Regions from separate parts of the Homo sapiens genome. Here regions 2, 3, 4 and 5 are each linked to region 1. Evidence: chromatin contacts called from ENCODE Hi-C or POLR2A ChIA-PET data. All regions are on one chromosome and are shown on one strand. Each heading gives the region's core, a stretch centred on a gene start or an enhancer-like site at or near the end of the contact. The rest is flanking DNA. Distances are from core to core; before and after follow the strand shown. Region 1 holds the start of AARS1 (alanyl-tRNA synthetase 1). Region 2 holds the start of VPS4A (vacuolar protein sorting 4 homolog A). Region 3 holds the start of NFAT5 (nuclear factor of activated T cells 5). Region 4 holds the start of COG8 (component of oligomeric golgi complex 8). Region 5 holds the start of NQO1 (NAD(P)H quinone dehydrogenase 1).

Region 1 (2,700 bases), core at 108-2,607:
CTGGAGTGCAGTGGCGCGATCTCAGCTCACTGCAAGCTCCGCCTCCCGGGTTCACGCCATTCTCCTGCCTCAGCCTCCCGAGTAGCTGGGACTACTGGGACTACGGGCGCCAGTCACCACGCCCGGCTATTTTTGTATATTTGGTAGAGATGGGGTTTCACCGTGTTAGCCAGGATGGTCTCAATCTCCTGACCTCGTGATCTGCCCACCTCGGCCTCCCCAAGTGCTGGGATTACAGGCGTGAGCCACCGCGCCCGGCCGCCTTCCCCTTCTTGATAAGGCTCCCCCTCTTTTACTGTCTCACAGCCTCAAGTGTTTCCCTTCATAATTTCCATACGCGCTTCATGGATTGTTTAATGTGCGCCTCCCCCATCAGGCTGTCAGTTCCATCCCAGCAGCAACGACTGTTCTGGGCTCTTTTTTTTTTTTTTTTTTTGAAACGGAGTCTCCCTCTGTCACCCAGGCTGGAGTGCAATGGTGTGATCTCAGCTCACTGCAACCTCCGCCTGCCGGGTTCAAGCGATTCTCATGCCTCAGCCTCCGGAGTGGCTGAGAGTACAGGCGCGCGCCGCCACGCTCGGCTAATTTTTGTATTTTTAGTAAAGACGGGGTTTCACCATGTTGGCCAGGCTAGTCTCGAACCCCTGACCTCAGGTGATCCGCCCGCCTCGACCTCCCAAAGCGCTGGGATTACAGGCGTGAGCCTCCGCGCCTGGCCCTGGGCTATTACAGCACATCCTCAGCATCTAGTACAGTGGCTGCTAAATACGTATTTCGTGATCAGGTATACTAATCCTTTAACACCAAGTTCGGAATTAACTCACATGCTTCAAAGCACACCGAGAAATACAAACTGTTTTACAGAACAGCTTAAGATGACGGTCTCGGTGCGCCTGGACCGGCATCAGCTGTTTAGTTAATTTTAAGAAATCAAGGAATGGCTGGCTTACAGCAGGATTGCACCCAGCTGGCCCATCCTTCCTCCCGTGCCCCCACCCGCCCCTAGGGGATTAAAACCAAGGGAGCTAAAACCCCAGGTTGGCAACCGTGAGGTATTGGTGCTCAGCAAATCCACCCGAGGCCGCGACACTCGCAGCGCTCCCGGGGGCGAACGCAAGGCCACACTGTCCAGCTCCCGCTCCAGCCCAGACTGGGCTTCTCCAGGCCACGCGGGGCCTGATCCTGGGGCCCACTGCGGCTGCGGAGCTTTCCCCCCAGTCTGCGGGCCCAGCCGCTCTCCTAGCACCGCAGAGCTCTCCGAGGGCGGCCTACCTCTCCTAGGGTCGCCGTCCCCAGCTCCTCCCTCAGAGTCCCCCGCCAAGGGCCCGCTGCACCTATTCCCGCAGACGCGCAGCTGTACCGGCCTCAGACCACGACCTACCACAACCCGCCACGCTCCGTCCAATCAGAGCGCGCCGACGGAAAGTGCCCCGCCGCGCCTTACCTCATGAGATATTATTGGTCAACCAACATGCCAGTCAAACTGAGGACGAATCCGTTCATTAGTGGATTCCTGGGAAGGCGGCTCTAACTTGGCTGATGCAACTGCGAGAAAAGGTGGGATGGGGTGCGTCACATGATCGAGTTAGACCCCCCCCCGCCCCCCCCGCCCCCCCCCGCCCCCGGCTCCCGGAGGTCGACATTTTGGTTTCCATAGGCAAAGTCCTAACACCACAATTGACATAGTTAAAAAGGGGAGACGGTAACGTGTTTGGTAGAGGTTACATATCTTGCTATAGTTGTTTATTTTAGTTGCTGAGTGATACACAGCCCTCAAAGAGTCTGACATTGTGCCCATGGTTACACTTGTCCGGGGGAGACCTTGAATTTGGTGTGGAAGAAATAACATCAGTAGTTCAGGTACGATTGGATCAGCATCTGGTCCTCGATTTGCCTTTGGAAAAAAAAAAGTTAATATTTATAGGCCTGGGGGAGGAGGGTGAATATATATATATACATATACATATATACATGCCAGGTGCGGTGGCTCACGCCTATAATTGCAACACTTTGGGAGGCCAAGGTGGGAAGATCACCTGAACCCAGGAGTTGGAGACCAGCCTGGTCAACATAACTAGACCCTGTCTCTACGAAAAATTTTTTAAAAGGCCGGGCGCGGTGGCCCACACCTGTAATCCTAGCACTTTGGGAGGCTGAGGCCAACGGATGACGAGGTCAGGAGACCGAGAGCATCCTGGCCAACATGGTGAAACCCCGTCTCTACTAAAAACACAAAATTAGCCGGGCGCGCATCTGTAGTCCCAGCCACTCGGGAGGCTGAGGCAAGGGAATCCCTTGACCTCGGGAGGCGGAAGTTGCGGTGAGCCGAGATGGCGCCACTGCACTCCAGCCTGGCTACGGAGCAAGACTCCGTCTCAAAAAAAAAAATAAAAAATAAAAATTAGCCAGGCATAGTGGCGCATGCTTGTAGTCCCAGCTACTTGGGAGGTTGAAGTGGGAGGATCACTTGAGCCTAGGAAGTTGAGGCTGCAGTGAGCCCTGATCGTGACACTGCATTCCTTGGGCGACAGAGCGAGGCCCTGTCTGAAAAATATGTATGTATTTATACGTGAGGCATTGCATCAAACATTTCACATGCTTATTTCATTTGATTTTTAAACTGTGTATGAGGTCAGCTGGAGTCCCCTTTTTACAAATGAGGAAATTACCTTGCACAAGTTCACACCCAATAGTAAGTTG
Region 2 (2,797 bases), core at 123-2,622, 980 kb before region 1:
CTGGGATTATAGGCGTGAGCCACCGCGCCCGGCCTCTCCTTTGTATTTAATTAGCATTTTGTGAAGAGAGATTAAGGTGTGCCAATTTTTTGGTTTTTTTTTTTTTTTTTTTTTTTTTTTTTTTTTTTTTTTTTTGGAGGCAGGGTCTTGCTTCATTTCCCAGGGTGGAGTACAATGGCCTGGTCACGGCTCACTACAGCCTCGACCTCCCAGGCTCCAGCAATTCTCCCAACTCAGCTTACGGAGTAGCTGGGACTACAGGTGTGCGCCACCATGCCCAGATACGTTTTTTATTTTTTGTAGCGATGGGGGTTCACCTGTTGCCGAGGCTGTTCTCGAATTCCTCGGCCCAAGCAATCGGCCTGCCTCGGCTTCCCAAAGTGTTGGGATTACAGGCATGAGCCCCCATACCCAGCCTCAACTTGGATGTTTTTTGCCCTCCATTTTTTTTCTCTCACAGGATAGACTTGTGGACAAATGGATCACTTGCCTCTGGTGCGTTTTTTTGTTTGTTTGTTTTGTTTTGTTTCTTAATTTAGCGACGAGGTCTTACTATGTTGCCCAAGCTGGTCTTGATCCTCGGCTCAAGCAATCCTCCTGCCTTGGCCTCCCAAAGTGCTGGAATTACAGGCGTGGGCCAGTACACCCAGCCCTAGAACTGCTTTGATCATTGTATCCCCAGAAACTAGCACACAACGCTGCACACAGTAGGTGTGCATGCCTGTAATCCCAGCTACTCGGGAGGCTGAAGCAGGAGAATCGCTTGAACCCGGGAGGCGGAGGTCGCAATGAGCCGAGATCATGCCACTGCACTCCAGCCTAGGCGACAGAGCAAGACTCCGTATCAATCAATCAGTCAATCAATCCAAGCAAAACAAAACTGGCTTTGAACAGTCAGCGGCATCCCACCAGGGATTGAGCCCCAGTGTGGGGCACACTCTGTTTACATTAGCTAGCTCATTTATTCCCCACAAAAGCCAGACAAGGCAGGTACTAATTATGATCGTGCGATATTAAACATGGAGAAACCAACGCTCTGATAAGTTCGTTTTATTGTGAGAATAAAACTGCTCAATGGGCGCTGTTATTCCAAGCGAGGTCAGGATTTCCGGATTCTACCCCGCTCCGCCCCTGGCCCCGCCCCGAGAATGTACGTCCCGCCAGGCCCCGCCCCGGCCTTGTCCCACCCACCCCGTCCCCGCCCCCTGTCCGTCTCGCCCTAGTCCCACCTCCTCGTCCCCAGTCAGTCCTGCCTCTCGAACCGCCCCCTGCCTTCGCCGAGGCAGGGAGAGGTGCCTGCAGTGCGAGCCGTGGACGCTAGGGGGCAGCCGCTCGGCTCGGGCCCGACCGCTCTGGGCTGCGCTCCTCGCTTGCCCTCGGACTCGGCTCCCGCTGCGAGCGGCCGCCCTGCCCGCGCACCGCGCTCAGCGCCCACCGCCGGGCTTCCCGCGCCGGACCCAGTACCTCGGCTCCCCGGGGCCGGACCGAGGCCGCAAGCAGCGCCGCGGGGTGTGGGGCGGACCCAGGAGATGAAATGACAACGTCAACCCTCCAGGTACTTCGTGCGGCCCGGCCCGACTTCGGAGGCCGAAGGCAGCGGGGCCTGCGGGCCGCAGAGCCGGGCGGCGGGCGGGTGGTCAGGTGGGCGCCTCCCAGCCCCGGCCTCGCGACCCCGCTCCGGCCGCCCCCTCGCCGCTTCCGCCCGTGTCTGTTTCCACGCGCTCGGAGCCGGGTGGCATCTCCACCCTCAGGCCTTCCGGCCCTGCCCGGCTGGCCCAGCCCCAGGGCCGCTTCGTGTAGCCGGCGCCCCGGTACCGCCGTGGGGATCAGCCTCACCCGAGCCGCACAGGCACCCTCAGGAAGCTCGGCCCGGGGTCCGGCTGGGCGTTCAGACAGCGATGCTCGCTCCCTCCTCTCCTGTCTCGCTCCCTCCTCTCCTGTCCCGGGTCCTGGAAGTCCCTCGACCTCACTTCGAACAAGCCCCGGCCCCTTCCCCAATCTTCGACTTCCTCTTCTCGGCCAGCGACCCTTCATTCATTCCCTAGATCCTGCAGGGTGGTGCTGGGATGGCGCCACCTGGGTGAACAACTGACCCACCCTCTAGGTGCTGTCAGTCCTGCGGGGCCAGAAGAGATCAACATGCTCAGGCCTCATTCCGGGGTTTGAATCTCAGCTCTGCCACTCACCAGCAAGTGACCTTGGGCTAGTTTTTTTTTTTCATCTTCGGGTCTCGAGTTTCCTGGTCTGTAAAATGGGGTAATGCCCTCTAGGTTGTTGTGATGATAGCTTTAAATTGAATAATTACGGTAAAGCATTCTTGTATGTCTGGCACATAGTAGGTGTCCATTAAGTGACAGCCAACAAAGTGCCTGGGAGAGTTAGGCAAGACTTCATGGAAGAAGGGACATCAGAGTTCCAGTAGCATTCAGAGACCTGGAGGTGGAGGAGGGCAGAAGTAGGAGCAGACATGGAATGAGTTGGGGTACCAGGTTAGGAATTAAGAGTCCATAGCCAGATCCCACCGTACCACCAGCAGAAGCCGCAGATCCCGTCTGCCCAGGCAGGTTTTTTATGGCCCGTGAACCGAGAATGTTTTTCAGTTTCAAACACAGGTGTATTTATTTATTTTTAAATTTTATTTATTTATTTTTTTGAGATGGAGTCTCACTCTGTCACCCAGACTGGAGTGCAGTGGTGTGATCTTGGCTCACTGCAGCCTCTGCCTCTCAGGTTCAAGCGATTCTCCTGCCTCAGCCTCCTGAGTAGCTGGGATTACGGGCACCCGCAACCACGCCCG
Region 3 (2,700 bases), core at 196-2,695, 720 kb before region 1:
AGAAAAATGTTCACAGGATTGATTACTACACACAATTCAGTGAAGACAACTGGGCAACCTGAATCAAATGTTGAGATGAAAGATAGGTGAGCTCTGATGACACACGTTTAAATTCTAGGTCTACAGGTAAAACTTTGTAAAGGGCCTTGCCTCAGCGACATCTGTACTGGGCCCTCCTTTGCTGAGAGCTTCTTACCCCAACCCTAGCACTCCAAGTCCCGAGAACTGCTCAATTTCATGGGAAAAAGTCTCTATAATTATATATATATGTATATATGTGTGTATATATGTATGTATATATATGTGTGCATATATATACACATACACATATTACAACAGACTGATTTTCATGAGTTGTAACTATCCTTGTAGATAAAAAACGAAACCATTCGAATAGCTTAAAAACCATGCCCACGTGGCTACTGGCATCAATATTCCACACAAGATTAAAATTACTTCCCAAGATGCACACCCTGCACTCCAGGTAATATTTCAATAACTTGATTAAAAATTTCTCAGAAGTCTATTAGAATCAGAAAACGCTCTGCGGTGTGGGTGAGGATTTTAAATTTTTGCAACGGAAACTTTTGGCTCCACGAACAGAAAAGCAAGAGCAAAAACTCAGTTAAATGCGTTCTTCCTCCATCTTTGCCTAGTCCAAAAGGAAAAAAAAAGAAACAGAAAAAAGAAAAACTGTTTGGAAGAGTAGCGTTGAGGTTTGCTTTTTACCTGTTTTTCCTCTAGAACAGCCAGGTGGATTCACATGATCCAATTTTTTAATTGTCTTCTATGTCCCACTCCGAATAACCCGGATGCCCCAGCACAATCAGAGAGATCGTTTTTTTTAAAAAAAATTTCAGCCTCCAAAGGTAGGAGGGGAGTGTTAGGGGAGAAAGTACTTTAATTAAAAATCAATAACTCGAGGTTTTTGGGATACGGTTTGCCATTTCCTAATTAAGAAATGGGTTTGACAGTCCCTTTGTACACACTGCTATGCAAACCCCAAAGGGTTGGCGGCTGTCCGGGCGATGACACTCCGGTCCCCTGCGAGACCCCGGGCCAGCCAGGCCCGTCCGCCGCCGGCCTCTGGGGTCCGTCCCCGGCTCGCGCAGACCTCTCGCTTCTCTCGGCTCTGTCTCCTGCGCTCAGCTCTGCTCGGGGCCGGCCGCCTCAGGCTCGCCGCCACCAGGTCGTTGCAAATACCTTTTCCCTCCCCGGGGCCCCAGCGCGCGGCCACCTCCCAGCCTCCCCCCCTCCCACCCTGGCAGCGGGGCCCTTTCCCGGCTCAGGAACAGCAGCAGCCCGGGCCGCGCCGGCAGGAAGCGAGGCCCATGTTGCTGCTGTTCCCTGGCGCGCCTCCCCGCCCTCCGGGGGCCGCCACGGCTCTTCCGCGCTCCCGGGCACCCCCCTCCGCGCCTGCGCTGTGCCCCACGGGGGCGGGGCTCAGATTCCTGTCAGCGGCGGCGGCGGTGGCGGCGACCGTCAGTTTTCGCTGAGGAGAAACACGAAACGGACCCTTTGGCTCTCCCCCTTCCCCTTCCCCGTCCTGAACCCCTCTCCTGGTCACCGAGAATCAGTCCCCGTGGAGTTCCCCCTCCACCTCGCCATCGTTTCCTCGGTCCTCGGCCCAGTGGAAGTCACTACCCTCGAGGAGGAGGCAGCGGCAGCCGCCCTCGCGTCGCCGCCCCCGGTTCGGTGCCCGCGGTCCCGGAGAGGAGGTGCCGCCGCCACCGCCGCTCCCCCCCTCCCGCTGCCCTCGGGCCGGGCTGGGTCGAGCTGCGATGCCCTCGGACTTCATCTCATTGCTCAGCGCGGACCTAGACCTGGAATCGCCCAAGTCCCTCTACTCGCGAGGTGAGTCAGGCTGTGGGGGGTGGGGCGTGGGGGCGGGGAGACAGGGAGACAGGGAGACAGGGCCAGGGGAGGCGAGGGGTCCCCGTCCCGCCGGGGGCGGCTGAGCCGCGACCCCCATGGCTTCTTTGGCCGGAGCGGGCAGAGGCCGAAGGGATCGGGGTGACGGTGGAGGGGGCGGGCGGAGCAGTGGCGGCCCCTCCCCCGCGGAGCCGCCGGCCGCTCGGGGCCCAGATTCCGTCGGCCCCCGGGGCTCTGCGGCACCGGTCGCTTCTAGCCGCTCTCAGCCCGTCCGGCCCCGCCAGGCTCCGCGAGCCGCCGGCCCCGGCCTCCCGGGCTCGGGGATGGCCCCAGACTGGGCCCCGCGCTGGGGCCACCGCGATCGGGGCGCCGCGTCTTCTCTTACCGGGACCCTCCTCCCCAGCAAAGTTGCCCCCAAGCGGGCGGCGTGGCCTGGAGCCGGTTCTGAGTGCAGGGTCACCATTTTCCTCCCTTTCCAGCTTGTTTTTGCGCCGTCGTTCCACCCCCTCTCCCTCCGGCCTAGTCCACTCCCTCCCCATGTTGGGACAGCCCCCCTCGACCAGGCGTTCTTCCTTTCCTCGTCATCTTCTTGCTGGAAAGGGCCCGATGGAAAGGGCCCGAATTTTCTTTTCTTTTTTTTTCTCTTCCCACCTCCGTGGCATTCTAATTACTTCTCCCTTCTCCTTTACAAAGATGGGGGTGCCCTCTCTGGATTGGTTTTATTCCTCTCCTCTCCCAGGAGGACCAGCCCAGGCACAGACGCTGTCCTTTGAGAATTTTCTCTGCTTTTCCGTTCAAGGGCTGGTTGCAGGGAGGGAGCTCAGGCAG
Region 4 (2,700 bases), core at 144-2,643, 950 kb before region 1:
GGCCCAACTGACCCCCCCACCTCAACCTCCTGTGTACCTGGGACTACAGGCGCACGCCACCACGACCAGCTAATTTTTTATTTTATAGAGACAGGGTTTTGCCATGTTGGCCAGGCTGCTCTCGAACTCCTGGGTTCAAGCCTCAGGCTCCCAAAGTGCTGGGATTACAGGCTGAGCCACCACATCCAGCCATCCAAATGGAGAGACTTTTTGATATCTGATGCCCTCAAATGCGAGGATTTCCTTGTCACCTTCCCGTCAATGGAAGTTTTGAAGCAGATGACCTCCGGTCCACGCTTTCGTATAAAATAAGTATATAAATGTGCACATATATTCAGCTCACACCTATAATGTTAACTGTGTCAGACCCGATAATAAGAGCTTTGCATGAATCCTTTTTCTTTGTGCCCACAACTGCCCTTCGAGGGAGGGACGTGCTTCTGGGTAACCAGTTCTGAATTCGAAACCTCCTAGCTGTGTCCTTGGACGTCACTAATCTCTGTCTTGACTTGCTCATATGTAAAATGGAAATAACAGGGCTGGGCGCAGTGGATTATGCCTGTAATCCCAGCGCTTTGGGAGGCCGAGGCGGACAGATCACGACATCAAAAGATCGAGACCATCCCAGCCAACATGCTGAAACCCCGTCTCTACTAAAAATCCAAAAAAATTAGCTGGGCGTGGTGGCGCGCGCCTATGGTCCCTGCTACTCAGGAGGCTGAGGCAGGAGAATCGCTTGAACCCAGGAGGCAGAGGTAGGTTGCAGCGAGCCGAGATCTCGCCACTGCACTCCAGCCTGGCGACAGGGCGAGACTCCGTCTCAAAAAAGATAAAAAAGGAATAACAGTACCTATCTCGAAGGCTGTTGTGAGGTTTAAATGGATTAATAAAGCGCTCAGCAGAGAACCTGGAACGTGGTAAACGCTTTATGTGTTAGTTATTTCTACCATCGTAAATGTCAGCTTTTACAGTTATAAAACCCCTTTAGCGCCAGGCGCGTCGCACCTGCAGCTCTGCTGGAAGCTGGGCAAACGGTCGAGCAGGCGGCCGAGCGACGCCTCCACGTCGCCAAACAGGCGGTGGATGCGCTCGGTGCACTCGGCGCCGCGGATGAAGGTCTTGTAGTTAGCGAAGGCCAAGTCGCGCGTCTGCTGCAGCAGCTGCGCCCGCTCCTCCGCCAGGCGCTCGGGCTCGCGCCGCAGCCGCTCCAGCCCCGAGCCGCTCAACTCCCGGAGGTAGCGGCCCACATCGGGCCGCTCGCGCCACTGGGCCTCGGGGAAGCGGTCCCGGAACAGCGACGCCAGGAGCCCTTCATCCTCCACCTCGCCGAGAGCCGCTGCTGTGGCCGTGGCTACCGATGGGATAGTCGCCGCGGTCGCCATCTTCCCAGCAACAACGTCACTTCCCTTCCGGACCACAAGGGGCGCTGACTCCGAACTTAGGACAGGAAGAAACAGGCACATTTCCGGTCTCTATGCTTTCTCATCCGGCCGGCTTGCTTTCCCCTGCGGTCGTCCAGACTATTGGGCGCTAGCGAGACGAACTATTGGTACGGGGCTAGAGAGGAAGGCTTTGGGATTGCCGGGGAGCAGCGAGCGACCGACTTCCGTTTCCAGTTACCAAGGCACGAGGATCCGGTGTTCCAACCCAGGGGGAAAAATGCGGCCTTTGACTGAAGAGGAGACCCGTGTCATGTTTGAGAAGATAGCGAAATAGTAGGAGCGCGCGGGGCGGACGCGGGAGTGTGTGGGTGTGGTGGCCAAGGGTGGAGTGGGGGCGCGGTGCCGGAGACCGGTTCGTTCGGGCGCGGTCTCCAGTCCTCTTTTTGCCCTCAGCATTGGGGAGAATCTTCAACTGCTGGTGGACCGGCCCGATGGCACCTACTGTTTCCGTCTGCACAACGACCGGGTGTACTATGTGAGGTGAGGCGGGGCCGGGCAGGCAGCATGGACCCAGGGGAGAGGGGTCCTGGGTCCCACGAGCCTCCTTCATCCGCAACCTTGCTCCCCCTTTACCCTTTTAGTGAGAAGATTATGAAGCTGGCCGCCAATATTTCCGGGGACAAGCTGGTGTCGCTGGGGACCTGCTTTGGAAAATTCACTAAAACCCACAAGTTTCGGTTGCACGTCACAGCTCTGGATTACCTTGCACCTTATGCCAAGGTTTGTGGGGCGGTTTCCAATTCTGCCACGGGCGATGAAGTCAAGGATTAGGCAGATTGTCCGGCAGCTTCTCTCCCACAGAGTCCCTGACAGTGTGCTTGGAGGAGTTTCAGCACATGGAGATGTGTAGAGGTCTTGCAGCTTGAGCATGGTCAGGGCTATGGGATAGGAATGCTATGTGGCTGCGTAGGGTTAGTTTTCTCCAGCGAAGTAGAAGAGCCTAGGGAGACCCAGCTAGAGATCAGAAAGCAAATAAGTGGCAGCAATGAAGACACCGGGGTCCAGAAAAAGAGCTGTTAACCTGGCCATGGAGGATGATCCTTGTAGAGTTGAGAAAATAACTTTTTCTATTTTTTTCTTTTTCTTTCTTGCTCTGTTTTTTCTTTTCATTTCTCTTTCTCTTTCTTCCTGACACAGTTTCACTCTGTCGCCCAGGCTAGAGTGCAGTGGTGCGATCTCACTGCAGCCTCCACTTTCCAGTTTCCAGTGATTCTTGTGCCTCAGTAGCTGGGATTACAGGCATGTGCCACCACACCTG
Region 5 (2,730 bases), core at 176-2,675, 560 kb before region 1:
AGTAACTCATGCTGGGCTACCAATCCCCAGCTTAGTCCCTTTCTCAGAGATCCTGATAATTTCAGTTTGTCAACTGCAAGGGCAGTCTGTTCCTCCACTCACTTTGACCAAGATGGGCTTCTTTGTGTACAGGCGCATTTTTAGAGGCAGGACCAGGTCCACAGGGAAGGAAATTACAAAACACAGGATTCTGCCCCAGATGAGGCAACAGCTTTCTAAATCTTAGTACTGTCCAATCTCAGAGTGAGATTATTTGGGAAACAGCTCTCAATCCCTGCAGTTGTCTCAGCTGGTTATTTATGCCTTGGGTGGAGCTGGGGTGACCTCTGAGTTCCCCTAGGGTCGATGGCCGAGTGGGAAGGCTCTATCACTGAAGTGGACCCAATACTAGAAACGGATCCAGTACGATCTGATCAGGTTTGCCTAATCCAAGGGCCTCAATGGAAAATGCCTCCCAAGGCCAGGCACGGTGGCTCACGTCAGTAATCTCAGCACTTGGGGAGGCTGAGGTGGGTGGATCACCTGAGGTCAGGAGTTCAAGACCGCGCTGGCCAACTTGGCGAAACCCGTCTGTACTAAAAATATAAAAATTAGCCGCGCATGATGGCGCACTCCTGTAATCCCAGCTACTCGGGAGGCTGAGATGGGAGAATCGCTTGAACCCGGGAGGCGGAAGTTTCGCTGAGCTGAGATAGCGCCATTGCACTACAGCCTGGGCGACAAGAGCAAAACTCCGTCTCAAACAAAACAAAACAAAACAAAACAAAACAAAACCTGTGCCTGGCAGCCTGGAGCCGGTTCTGGTCTCCGTCAAACCAAAGGCATCAGTTTCCTCCACTCCTGTCCACCAATCGCCAGATATTCTCATTTTCTTCAGAAGCTCGGAATCCACATTTTTAAGTGAAATCACCCATTTTAATGTTAGCAACTTATTTCAAAGTGTTTTAGATACTATAGACCAAAAGAGGTATGGGCTGTGACCGTAAGCCTGATTTGGCCTCTGACGGCCAGTTTCTGACCACAGTTTTGGAGGGAATTTCTGCTTCCAAGGTCAAGTTTCTCCTAAATGCCCACTAGAGTTCGTGGGGTGGAGTGAGGAAGGATCCGCGACACCGGATACAAACAGAAGCTCTCCTTCTCCCGGAGTCCGATCAAGGCTCATCCCAGGTCCCTAATCTCTTCCCTTTGTGGGTTTTGAGTCAAGGAACAAAATTCAGGGCCAAGCCCCTACAACCTCCTCCACAGGCACCAGTGCTCGAGAGACGACCGCCAAGCACCCCGCCCTTTGCAGCACTCACCGACCATGGCTCTGGTGCAGTCCGGGGCGCTGATTGGCTGGGCTCGTGGTTGCCGGGGCGACCCTGGCCGGAACTAGGCTCTCGGTGAGCTGGGCGGCTCCGGCTGCAACCTTGTGGGAGTCGCGTGTGTAGTGCACGGTGCATTCTCTCTTATATATCCTGTCCGGCCCGTTTGAGGTGGACAGCCTACAAGGGCGGGACCCAACGCCTGAATCCTGGGGTGCTGGGCGGAGGATGCTGAGGCTGCAGCTCCAGGAAGGGAGGGAGCCTGGGGGATGAAGGAGGGGCCTCTCCACTCTCACCCGCCGGAGCAACTGGTGGAAGTCAAGAAAAGTCTCTCGGGGCTGGGGGAGGGGATTGTAGGGGTGTGTGTGACAGAGGCCTCAAAAATCTGGCTGGGGGTGCTAAGGCAAGCCCATCTGCGCACTGTGCCCTGAGGTGCAAGAGGATGCAGGGTGGAAGTCGTCCCAAGAGAGTCCAGGGATCAAGTGGGCATGCCCTTTTAGCCTTGGCACGAAATGGAGCAGAAAAAGAGCCGGATGCGGATTACTGTGGTGCCCTAGGCTCAGATTCTGCTGAGTCACTGTGACTGCGGATTTGGAAGGCTGAGAGTCCTGGGGAGACATGCTCCGTGGAGACGAATTTGTTTCTTCCTTTGCAAGATTCAGATTCTGCACTTGGGGGCCCATACAACACACTTCCCTGGGTGCATGCCACTGCACCACCCCTGCTCCTCAAGGCAGGTAATGGGGGAACTAATTGGTTTTGTTTCCCATGAGCTAAGGCAAGGCTGGTGTGGAGATAGCAGTTATAGGGAAGCATATTAAAGAATAGCCAAAACGGGACCAGGCGCGGTGGCTCACGCCTGTAATCCCAGCAATATGGGAGGCCGAGGTGGGTGGATCACCTGAGGTCAGGAGTTCGAGACCAGCCTGGCCAACCTGGTGAAGCCCCGTCTGTACTGAAAAATTAGCTGGGCGTGATGGCGGGCGCCTGTAAGTCCCAGCTACTCGGGAGGCTGAGGCAGGAGAATCGCTTGAACCCGGAAGGCGGAGGTTGCAGTGGGTCGAGATCGTGCCACTGCACTCCCGCCTGGGTGACGAAGTGAGACTCCGTCTCAAAAAAAACTCTATAAAGTAAAAGTTACTGTAAAGAAGGAGATATACTCTCAGTAGGTGAAGGAAAAAGAACTAGAGCTTTAAAGTGGTAATTAACCATCAGAAGAATCACAGATGGGGGAGGTGAGGATGACACAGGGCCCTTCCGTTGTCCCTCCAGTGCAAAAGTTAAGGAGGCACCAGAAAACTGGTTTCCAACTCCCGACCTCAGGTGATCCTACCGCCTCGGCCTCCCGAAGTGCTGGGATTACAGGCATGAGCCACCGCGCCCGGCCCCATCGTGACATTTTTGCATTCATTTTGATGCAACAAGA

The links. Hi-C counts contacts between places; a loop is a spot of excess contacts on that map. ChIA-PET counts read pairs that join two places held with the same protein, here RNA polymerase II (POLR2A). Pooled maps may share reads with other maps.
Region 2: a pooled map shows a loop between it and region 1 (12-fold over the local background). The contact joins the promoter of VPS4A here to the promoter of AARS1 in region 1. A Hi-C loop is called at or near these places in 6 of 50 pooled maps. POLR2A ChIA-PET finds 5 or more read pairs at or near these places in 5 of 52 experiments (A673, GM12878, OCI-LY7 and 2 more).
Region 3: a loop to region 1 is called in a pooled map, with 8 times the contacts of the local background. The contact joins the promoter of NFAT5 here to the promoter of AARS1 in region 1. A Hi-C loop is called at or near these places in 6 of 50 pooled maps. POLR2A ChIA-PET finds 5 or more read pairs at or near these places in 4 of 52 experiments (RWPE1, WTC11, activated CD4-positive, alpha-beta T cell and 1 more).
Region 4: a pooled map shows a loop between it and region 1 (7-fold over the local background). The contact joins the promoter of COG8 here to the promoter of AARS1 in region 1. A Hi-C loop is called at or near these places in 7 of 50 pooled maps. POLR2A ChIA-PET finds 5 or more read pairs at or near these places in 4 of 52 experiments (A673, GM12878, activated B cell and 1 more).
Region 5: a pooled map shows a loop between it and region 1 (8-fold over the local background). The contact joins the promoter of NQO1 here to the promoter of AARS1 in region 1. A Hi-C loop is called at or near these places in 6 of 50 pooled maps. POLR2A ChIA-PET finds 5 or more read pairs at or near these places in 5 of 52 experiments (A673, BJ, H1 and 2 more).

What each region holds. Positions count from the first base shown.
Region 1 is chr16:70,288,149-70,290,848 of GRCh38, forward strand. AARS1 (alanyl-tRNA synthetase 1) reads right to left here and starts at 1,358. Exons shown (of 21, transcript NM_001605.3): 1 at 1,273-1,358. It also overlaps a transcript of DDX19B not described here. RefSeq lists a silencer at 574-703.
Region 2 is chr16:69,309,978-69,312,774 of GRCh38, forward strand. VPS4A (vacuolar protein sorting 4 homolog A) reads left to right here and starts at 1,373. Exons shown (of 11, transcript NM_013245.3): 1 at 1,373-1,555. The coding sequence starts at 1,535. RefSeq lists enhancers at 245-1,195, 1,196-2,145 and silencers at 1,088-1,227, 1,288-1,837.
Region 3 is chr16:69,564,521-69,567,220 of GRCh38, forward strand. It overlaps NFAT5 (nuclear factor of activated T cells 5), which reads left to right and starts at 1,446. Exons shown (of 15, transcript NM_138713.4): 1 at 1,446-1,854. The coding sequence starts at 1,782. MIR1538 (microRNA 1538) reads right to left here and starts at 1,348; the gene lies at 1,288-1,348. RefSeq lists an enhancer at 1-410 and silencers at 1,072-1,451, 1,171-1,347, 1,642-1,911, 1,932-2,241.
Region 4 is chr16:69,338,171-69,340,870 of GRCh38, forward strand. COG8 (component of oligomeric golgi complex 8) reads right to left here and starts at 1,394. Exons shown (of 6, transcript NM_032382.5): 1 at 1,006-1,394. The coding sequence starts at 1,382. NIP7 (nucleolar pre-rRNA processing protein NIP7) reads left to right here and starts at 1,602. Exons shown (of 5, transcript NM_016101.5): 1 at 1,602-1,715; 2 at 1,836-1,922; 3 at 2,024-2,162. The coding sequence starts at 1,660. RefSeq lists silencers at 1,071-1,120, 1,131-1,180 and enhancers at 1,601-1,720, 1,901-1,980.
Region 5 is chr16:69,725,135-69,727,864 of GRCh38, forward strand. It overlaps NQO1 (NAD(P)H quinone dehydrogenase 1), which reads right to left and starts at 1,426. Exons shown (of 6, transcript NM_000903.3): 1 at 1,299-1,426. The coding sequence starts at 1,305. NQO1-DT (NQO1 divergent transcript) reads left to right here and starts at 1,593. Exons shown (of 2, transcript NR_186363.1): 1 at 1,593-2,041. RefSeq lists enhancers at 909-1,901, 988-2,187, 1,434-1,693, 1,902-2,730.